Regions from separate parts of the Homo sapiens genome. Here region 1 is linked to region 2. A link is a loop called in an ENCODE intact Hi-C map of the cell type or tissue named here. Cell type or tissue: IMR-90. All regions are shown on one strand. Links, peaks and the distances in the headings refer to the core of each region. The heading gives the core; the rest is flanking DNA.

Region 1 (5,394 bases), core at 312-5,311, 260 kb before region 2:
GAAAACAAACCATACCTAAACAACACTCTTTATTTCTCTAAACATTTCTGAGTTCTTTCTGTCACTGGGCATCTCATCACAGACTCATCATGATGAATCAATTTGCCAAAAAATGTGATAGAGAAATCAATCAAAATTTCATTGCAGAAATTACTGGTACACTTTCTACTTCTTAATATGTGATGCTCTGAAGATTGACATCTTCAAAAGACAATAGAAAAAATAAAACAGACAAAATAATTGTAAATGACCAGTGGGATCAACCCATAGGCACGTATTTCTCCTGGTAAGTATTTTGTGAACCTAATTATGATCCATCTAACCAGGGTTTAGCAGGTAGTCAGTTATAGAGATGCTCAGTTCCTTCTTGTTCGCTGGATTTAAGCAGTGTTTGGCGTGTGCTGATTTATAATGCACCATTTCTGCATCTGTTTGCCCTCAGCTTTATTCCATGCTCTTTCCTGCTCTGTCCTGCATTGTATTGGATGGACCACTTTTAGACGACTTTTTCTAGGGTTCCTTGTTATCTGACAGGGTTTGCAGGAGCTGGCTCTTTTCAATGTGTGAGAGCCAGTTGACAAATATTCAGAGATCCTGTGAACTGGTTGTTCACACTGGTTAATATCACCATTAAAATTAAGTTATCTAAACTTACGTTAAATAAGTTATTGTATACTAAAAAGCAATGGTAATATCTATTCCAAATGTATCATTTCCTAATTATTTTGCTACCCTTCTTTTGACTGTCTGCGCTCTAGAGGTTATGGTATATCTGTATTTATGGGAAACACTACATAACAGTGTGCCATCATTGTGCATCTCTCCTCAACTTCACATTCATGGAGCATACAAGCAGTAGCTTGAAATTTGCCAAGTGAGAGTATTCATGCTATGGAAATCAGCAAATGCTACGAATCAGGGCTTGTTTTTCTTGGAGAGTCACTAGTTAACATGCTGTTTTCCAGCAGTATTTAGCCAGTGGGAAGCACTGAAGAGAGCTCAGAGGATTGGTGGAAGGAAGAAGTCATGGTTTTTCATCTTTTCTTCTGTGGCCTTGGGAATATCTCTTCCCTTGCCTCCTCCAGTTGTCCCTCTATTGAAGGGGTGGTGGCCAGGCGCGGTGGCTCACTCCTGTAATCCCAGCACTTTAGGAGGCCAAGGCGGGCGGATCACAAGGTCAGGAGTTAGAGACCAGCCTGGCCAACATGGTGAAACCCCGTCTCTACTAAAAACACAACAATTAGCCAGGAGTGGTGGCAGGTGCCTGTAATCCCAGCTACTTAGGAGGCTGAGGCAGGAGAATCGCTTGAACCCAGGAGGCAGAGGTTGTAGTGAGCTGAGATCATGCCACTGTACTCCAGCCTGGGCAACAGAGCGAGACTCTGTCTTAAAAATAAATAAATAAATAATAAAAATAAAAAAGAAGGGGTGGTATTGGCTTCCTGTTGTTGCTAATCTCTGGGTTGCTTCACTGTTTGACATTTGTCACTGAGCTTCTCAGTTCTTCTATCACCAGTGTCACCAATTCTCTGTACTAAATTCTTTCTGCTTTACATATTTGAATGCTTTTTCCCCCATTTAGACCTTATCTGATACATATAGCAAATTTATTTACACAGGTGTCTTTTGTTTTCGGTAGCACTTTTAATGTCAGAGCTTACAAAATTTAAAATAATATGATGTGTTAGCGATAGAAAGCCCTCTCTTTATTCAGAAGAAGAATTAAAGTGCCAGAAAGCGTAAGCAATTTGTTATAGTAGGTTGGTGAAAAGCAATAATGCTTTCCCAGCATATACTGGGATTTTTGACCCACACATTAATATTTTGAGCTAGAAATAATATAGAATTTATTAGAACTACTGAATGCCCTCAGTACTTTTTTGATATCTGAGTTTCGACTTGATAGCTCATATTCTGCCTTTGTTTAGGTATTTTTTTTTGTTTATGATGCCATGGTGGCCAAATCATGTCTACAATGAGAAATTTTAAAATATTGAATAGATTTTTGAAAATTGAACTGGCAGTCAGCTGGCTGTCTTACTGTCTTATAAAAATAACACCCCTGGATGTCGGCTGCAGTGGCTCATGCCTGTAATTCCAGTATCTTGGAAGGCCGAGGTAGGAAGATATCTGGAAGCCAGTTGTTTGAGACCAGCCTGGGCAATATAGCGAGACCTTGTCTCTACAAAACATTTAAAGATTATCCAGGCACAGCAGTGCGCCTGAGCTGAGCCTAGCTACCCAGGAGGCTGAGGTGGAAGGATCACTTGAGCCAGGAGTTCAAGGGTACGTGTGAGCCGTGATCACACCGCTGCACTCCAGTCTGTGTGACAGAGCAAGAGCCTGAATTAAAAAAAAAAAAAAAGCCTATTGGATATATAGCTGCTGTGTCTGGGTTCTGTCTCTCTGTTTATGAAGGTCCATTAACTTATTTCATAGTCAAAATCCACATGATTCTCTGGGACACAGGGAAGAAAGATACTAAGGAGGGGTAGTTTCTTCTTTTCCTATGGTTTTGTAGAATATAGAGAAAGTGGATTTTACTTAGTAAATGACTGAATGGTTTCATATATCATCTCATAGAAAAACATTAATTTTTAAATTCTGCTGAAGTGGCTTAGATTATAAACACTGCTCTTGTTACTTCATATCTTGCAAGTCTCCTTTAGTGCTCTGTTATTAAAATATTGTGAAAGAGAAAGAGCGCTGATTAAACGTGCCTACATGGATACATTTACATTAATGCATGATGATTAATTATAAGTTAATATGCTCATTCACAAAAATATTTTAAGGTGGCATAATGATAAGGCTGCATTGATAACCTTGCACAGCCCCTTATTAACTTTATCAAAAGCCAGATATGAGGTGACGTTAACACATTTTGGAGTGGCATGCCAGCAAGCCAACTGGCTTTCCGTGAGTGTCATACTCACTTTGGACCACAAGATGCCGCTCAATAATCCGTTATGATTTAGGTCTTTTGTTACAAGCCAAATGACATTTCCATTTATTTTACATGCTCTCCAATTACATATTAAAACTTATAGTGGGTGGGTTGTGGGGAGGAGACCCTGACTCTGAAAGCACTTTTTAACTTGGATGTGGGAAATCTATGAATAATTTATTTAAGGTATACAGATGCAGGCTGAGAATTCAGACAACATAGAATTGTGGCATCCTCAGCTTCTGTGCGTGTGTGTACTTGTCTACTCTTGCCCTGCTGTCTACCCAGCCCTTTTTGTATAGTCACCAGCACCATCTGCCCCCGAATGAAATAATTTCCTGCTGGTTCTCGCTAGCAACTCACAAAACAACCTATTTTTGTAACTATTCAAAATGTCAAAGGATTACCTTAAAATAAAAACACATAATCAGCTTTCTATTTTTCAGGCAGCAATTAAGTAGTCACAACATGGCAGTCCATAGATGAAAGCTCCAGAAATAATTGTTTCCAAAGGTAATCACTGGAAGAAGATAATTTTATTTCCCAAGTCCTTGTCTTAGGCTTAAAAAACAATTCAGCCTGAAGATTCAGATGGCTTTGGTCTTTAACTTTCCCATCAAATTTGCCCTACATTTAAATTTATATGTTTTAATTTTTTTGAGATAAGATGGAAGCAAGTCTTCCCCACAAATACTTTTTTATGACCAGTGTCTAAACACGAGCCAAGGTGGTCACATTATGGAAACACATTCCTTGGAAATTTGAGGGGCCAGGCTTTAGAGAAGAAGCAGCTACATAAGGAAATCTCTTCCATAAACGTCATGTAGGAAAGTTACTTTGCCTTTTTCTGGTGTTAATTTGGCAGCAATAGAGCTGATCTGCCTCCTAGATAAAATAGACTACCTAGGTGGTATGATTTCCAGGTTGTCAAGAAATAGCCCTCAACATAGTCTCTTCTTAACTGTCACTTCCATTTTAGTGTGTTGGTTTTCAGATACTTTAGTCTATCTGGCTGAGCACAGGATTTTAAGAGATGGAGACTGATGATCAGAACAAACAAACATATGAGAGACTCTGTATGATGGTGAGAGGAGAGAGAGTAAGCAGCAGAAATGGGAGGAGAATGACCAAGACGTGGAAAGAAAGAGATGCTCTAGGAAAAGCCCCACCTAGTGCATTGTCTCAGTCCATTCTTAGGATGGGATCAACTTGGTGGTGTGAGCATTTAGTTTAGACAATAAAAAATGGACTCTCAAAAAACTGAAAATAGAATTACCATATGATCCAGCATTCCCACTGCTGGTCATATATCCAAAAGAAAGAAAATCCTTATATCTAAGAGATATCATCTGCACTCCCATGCTTATGACAGCACTATACACAATAGCCAAAATTTGGAAGCAACCTAAGTGTCCATCAATGGATAAATGGATAAAGATAATGTGGTACATATACATAATGGAATATTATTCAGCTATAAACAAGAGTGAAATCCTGTCATTTGCAGCAACACAGATGGTCCTTATGTTAAGGACAATAAACCAGGCACAGCAAAACAAATACTGCATGTTCTCACTCATATGAGGGAGCTAGAAAGTGGATCTCATGACAATTGAGAGTAGAATGATGGTTTTCAGAGGCTGGGAAGAAGGCGGTGTGGAGAAGGGTATGAAGACAGGTTGGTTGATGGGCAAGTATAAACATACAGTTAGAAGAAATAAGTTCTAGTATTCAAAAGTATGGCAGGGAAATTATTGTTAACAACAATTTATTGTATATTTCAAAATAGATAGAAAAGTTATAATGTTCCCAACAGAAAGAATAATGTTTGAGGTGATGGATATTCCAATTACCCTGATTTGATCATTGTACATTGTATACAGGTATCAAAATCATATGTACCCCCAAAATATATGTAACTATTAAATATCCATAAAAAATGAATGGAGAGGCTTGTCCTCTGAGCCAGCTTTCTCATTTTTCGTCAGTCCTGGCTCTCTATATCACTGAGAGACACATCACATTTCTTTCTTCATTCTCATTCATTTGTTCATTCTTGTGAATTCAACATATGTTCATGAATAGTTCAACAACTATTTATCTTGTACTAACCCTCCACCAGGTACTGGATTAGTGACTGTGGATATGAAGATGAAAAACATTCGATTGTCAGAACTACAAGGAGACTATCACTGGAACTATTATGCAGAAAATCTCATTTTTTTCTTAAAAATATCCTAATATATAGTGGAAATGTTAAATTTTGCTGTATTTAATGTAAAAGTGAAAAAACATAGCTTCTTTAGACCAGTGATTCTCAAGCCTTCAAATGCACAGCCATCATCCAGGGATTTGGTTAGAACACAGATTGTAAGTCAGAATGTCTAAGGCTAGGCTTGAAATTGTGCATTTATAACGAGCTCTTGGGTGATGCTGATTCAGGGGAC
Region 2 (5,394 bases), core at 144-5,143:
GGGTATATACCCAAAGGACTATAAATCATGCTGCTATAAAGACACATGCACACGTATGTTTATTGCGGCACTATTCACAATAGCAAAGACTTGGAACCAACCCAAATGTCCAACAATGATAGACTGGATTAAGAATATGTGGCACATATACACCATGGAATACTATGCAGCCATAAAAAATGATGAGTTCATGTCCTTTGTAGGGACATGGATGAAATTGGAAATCATCATTCTCAGTAAACTATCGCAAGAACAAAAAACCAAACACCGCATATTCTCACTCATAGGTGGGAATTGAACAATGAGATCACATGGACACAGGAAGGGGAATATCACACTCTGGGGACTGTGGTGGGGTGGGGGGAGGTGGGAGGGATAGCATTGGGAGATATACCTAATGCTAGATGACGAGTTAGTGGGTGCAGAGCACCAGCATGGCACATATATACATATGTAACTAACCTGCACAATGTGCACATGTACCCTAGAACTTAAACTATAAAAAAAATATATTAGCTTAAAAATAAAAATAAAAAAAAAGAAGTATTCTCAAGCAATGGGACAGTCTAATTTTATTCAGTGGCAAAATGCAAGCCATTAACAATCCTAAACACTCTGCAAGTAGAACCCAGCCCTCCCATAACTGCACCAACACTGCAAGGAAATTGTTTGTAAATGTCAGGCCGGAGTTGGAGCTATGTCTGCAAGTTACCCAAGCATGAGGACCAAGTTCTAGGCCTGCCTCAGCTGATGTTCTTTGCTGACTGCTGCCTGCAAGCCATAGAACTTAGCTTAAAAAATGGAGAGTTGAAGTCATGGACTATGAAGAGCAAAACACCTGCCAGGATAATAAGCAGGATTTACAGTAGAAGTTTGTTAAATCATAGGATGGAGACATCCATGCAAGAGAAAGAAGGACAGATAATTGGGAGATGGGAGACGTGACATGTCAGAAATGCTATATGTATAAATATTACTCGTAAGTAAATTAAGTATTTTTTAAAACAGGCAAGGAAAGGTTTTCCCACCTGAGCTGTCCTGAAATATGAGATATCTCTGAAGTACAAGTTGGTATATTTTTCCCAGTTGAATAGGAAAAATATGTTTGATTGGACAAATGTCTTCAGCAATGATAATTACATGGGTACCTGAAACATTACCTGCCTGGTCATTTTCTGCAGGGTTAATATTAGCGTAATACAAGTTTTATTTAATGACCTTTTCTCTCTTTTCCTGGTACTAGTTTTCCCTGTGTGATTTCTGACTTGGGTGTCAGATTGTAGAGGAAAGCAGTTGAGAAAGTATGGGTGATAAAAACAGCCCTAATCAATTTTTATAGGGCCAGTAGTGGTGATGACTTAATTGCTACCTTGGTGAAAAGGCTGTGATTCTTATGCTAAATTATTTAAAAAATAGCTTTCAATGTAAATGTTCAGAACTTTGTCCAATCTCTCAGCATTTGAAATAGTACCAACACAATGCAAATGCAGCAATGCTTAAGAAGAGCAAGTTCACAGCTAATTTGAAATACAGGATTTCAACAGCTCAGTGGAGCTGGGCGCTGGAGAGGGTGGAGCAGGCAAAGGGAAATGCAGGCTATGTACATAATGAGGGCAATCAATCCAACTTGGTAGCCAGCAAGCAACTGTTGTGTTTAAAATGGAGTATTGTGCCTCCTGTCATGGTGACATATTCAATTAAGCGATATCCTATTATTATTTCTCACCCTGTGTGATTTAACAAAAACATTATTGAAACTAGAAGAAATCATTCTACACACAAGCAAAAGAAAATTCTTTGATTGGAATTATAATGATGTCTTTCACAATCTCTGACAGGTAAATTATGAACAGTTGCAGTAAAACTTTGCTGTATAATATTAATTTGAAATAAGTTCAGACTGTCTCCAGGGCTTTTATTTTTATAAATAAGTGTTGAGCTATTGGGAGGGAGGGAAACTACTGCTTCTTCTGAAAGGTGATGACTTTAGCATTTATCTTGTAGGTAGTGATAAGTAATACAAAGTAGAGAATGTCAGATTAGGACATGGTGCTGCCTGGAGAAAGCCCTATATGAACAGCCTTTCTCAGAACTCTATCTCCCCTAAAGCTTTCAAGGTGGGGGTGGATGATTTTCACTTACTTAACTTACTCTGTACATCACTTTCCAAGCATGACATTTCCAACTGATAAGATTTTCTAACCTATTAGTCAATAATTCAGCATAAAGTTAGAGCAGTTGCTTCAAATTATTACTGTACCAAACTTGGGAGATTTTGAATTTCACTTGCTGGGTAAAAAAAAATGCCCAATGATGCAAACTGCAATATCAAAAATTGCCCAGTAATGCAAACTTCAATATTAAAACTTGAAAACAGTCATTGGAAATATTTTGCAAGGGAAAAGATGGGCTCAAAGGCAATGTCTTGGAATGCATCATTTCTGTCGCTTGCTTTACAAAGCCAAGAAGCTCAGACTCTTCCCAGGAATTTCTTATCTACAGAGCACGCAAGGAAGGCATAAGTCTGGTGTCACTGTAGCTATTACTCATTGAAATGAGTCACTGAGCAAATTTAAAAAGAGGTTCTTTGGAATGTTAGCAATGTTTTAATATGTTTAAACATTGAACAGAGTAGAGGATGGATGAAAAAATTCTATATCCAATAGAACAGTGAAAACATGCACTATTGTAAAATATGTAACCCAGGAGGTAGAGGTTGCAATGAGCCGAGATTGCGGCATGGCGCTCCAGCCTGCGAGACAGAGCAAGACTCTGTCTCAAAAAAAAAAAAAAAAAAAAAAAAAAAAATATATATATATATATATATATATATATAGTATCTAAAAACTCTAAATAGAGTCATATACTGATTAAAGATAAAAGAGCATTTGATGTTACATAATCCAGCCCTAAAGCTCTATAGCACCTCAACAATTTTATTGTTCAGTCTCTGCTTGAACACACAAAATAAAGGAAACTCATAGAAAGCCCACTCTATTTTGAATATATACCAATTTTTAGAAAATTTTATTGAACCAACCTCCTTTTCTCTATTGATTTACTTTATGGTCAGGGATCTCCCTCTACAGTCTCATGGAAACATTCTGATCCCTTTGCTACAGGACATAATTTTATAAATACATAAAAACTTCCATATTACCCTGAAGACTTTCTCTTTCTGCTTCAAGCTATTCATACAGTTATTTATTCATGCAGTCACTCATGCAGCCAGCCATTTAGTAACATTTACTTAGTGCATATGTATACAATGGCCATAAACTGTATTGGACACAAGAAATACAATATTAAATAGAATACGTAAGAACATTAAAGTAAACTCACAATGATTTAGAATTTACCATATGTCAGGCATTGTTATTGGCATTTTATATGCAGTATGCCATATAAGTCTCAATAATCTTATCAGTGAAGTACAATTATTCCACCCACTTTACATATGTAAAAACTGAAGATAGGAGAAAGTAAATTCTAATATCCATAGTCTAAACTGGGAGATAGACATATAAAAAATTATAATACAATTTAGTACATACTATATAATGGAGATAATTAAGGAAACATAGAAAAAGATGGCGGTACGTCTGACTCCTGGTTTCAAGAGCAGAGAATTCTTTGAAGAATATACCCATGAAAAAAAAGTAGGACAGCCAGAGAGAGGAGCACGTAATATACAAAATAGATGAGCATGAAAACTTAAGGTAATGACACTAATGGAATAAAAGGTACAGGGAGAAATGGCTGGAGATGTCAGGAAATCATTAGGAAACCAGGGCTCAGAATATGGTAAGCTGCAAACACCAAAGAGGTTAGAAAGCAACCCTTGGAAAGTGACGGGAAAGTGATAACAAGAAGTTGATAATTAGATCCGCTTTTTAGGAAATTCTTTCTAGCAGCATTTTCAAAGTTGAAATGGAGGGGGCTAGACTGGAGACTTGGAAAACAATCATTCTGGGGGGATATGATACAAAGGAATACTCTTGAGTCCATCTACCACTGCTATTACCATAGGAGGAAATACCATCCTCCAGGTGTGCTCAAAGCAGCTTTGCGTCACAGACTATGGACTTTTGGGCCTATTTGTGTTTATCTTTAAAACTGTGCTTTTTAATGTCATGGGGCAAGGACATGAGTATCCTAAATGAATGGCCTGCCTTTGTTGCTGGCCAGTATGGCTGGCCCACTTTGCTGCTTGGCAGCCATTAATGGATATTTTCTATTTCATGAGAGCCTTGCTTTGCTGGCTACCCCTTGTGTATTATCAACTGCCCGTTTATGTTTCTACCAATTAAGCCCCAAAGATAACAGGAGCAAACTAATATGTGATTCAATAGAATCTTTGCAATATTTAAAAGGTCTAATATTAAGTGCCATATTGGGTTATTGAGCATTCAATTAAAAAGTCTCAAGTGTTTAATTTAGGATTTTCCATAGGACAGTTATTGTTTGTTAATTAGTTAATTAAATAACAAATGATTATTTAAAACATGCATTAGGATTAAGCAAGCTGTAAGAGAGATAAAGATATCTCCAAGGCAATTAGCTCACTGTAATTTTAATGATAAATGTGTAATTAGACTCTTATTCTAAAGAGATTGTTTGGAATGGTTTTCACAAACATTAAACAAGCATGTAACGTGATATTTACTTACACAACAAGCAAAATGTAGTTCTAATTCTTATTAAGCATCAGCCAGTGTATTCAAATGGTACCTAATTTGCTAAAAGCAAAAATTTTACAAGTATTGGTACTTACAAAAATATAATCCATTAAAAGCTTATATAACTAACTTAATTATATTACAACTAGATGTATCCCCAAGCCTATTTATTTCACTTCCTAGAAACTTACCTGAGAATTTCCAGTGTGTCATAATTTAACAACCAGCATTTATACTTTTATGTATCCAATACTTGAGGGAGTTACTATTACATCACAAAATGAACCCCCCTTGCAAAGAATAAAATACATTTCCTCTTGGATATCTAGAACCTACCACAGTTCCTGGCACATGGAACTCTGTAAACGTCTACAAAATTTATTTGAATGAGCAGAAAACATCCAGAAATATCCAGACTTCCTGATTCTGCTCATTCGAATTCTGTTTCTCCCCATTCTATCACAAGCTCCTGGCTGCCGTCTCTAAAAATGCAGCTCTTCTATTATTCTCAGCAGCCAGCAGCCTAGTTGAATTGAGCTGGAGAAATCATGTCTCCAGAGGACTAGCATGGGTTTTGGGTGCCTTGGGAATTATAGTAATGATGATAATCATAAAAATACCGGAAAACACTTATTAAGTGCTTCCTATTTGCCAAGCACTGAGAGAAGCTTTTTCCATTGATAACCACTGTTTATATTTTCAGCAACCTTGTAAG

The links. Hi-C counts contacts between places; a loop is a spot of excess contacts. Peaks named below come from ENCODE experiments on the same cell type or tissue, not always from the same donor. Only the 100,000 strongest peaks of a DNase experiment are listed, where the experiment ranks them.
Region 1: it touches region 2 in a loop (4-fold over the local background); 4 of 110 quality-filtered maps call a loop at or near these places.

The regions. Positions count from the first base shown.
Region 1 is chr9:78,599,192-78,604,585 of GRCh38, forward strand. No RefSeq gene overlaps it. Among named protein-coding and RNA genes, the nearest start is that of PSAT1, 300 kb to the left of the region's middle. In IMR-90, for the core only: a CTCF peak has its summit at 2,940 (motif pointing right); a DNase peak (open chromatin) is centred at 2,950.
Region 2 is chr9:78,864,352-78,869,745 of GRCh38, forward strand. All of the region lies in intron 3 of LOC105376097 (a long non-coding RNA gene), which reads right to left. Among named protein-coding and RNA genes, the nearest start is that of PSAT1, 570 kb to the left of the region's middle. In IMR-90, for the core only: no CTCF peak of the experiment used is centred there; a DNase peak (open chromatin) is centred at 2,540; H3K27ac peaks cover 1,039 bases.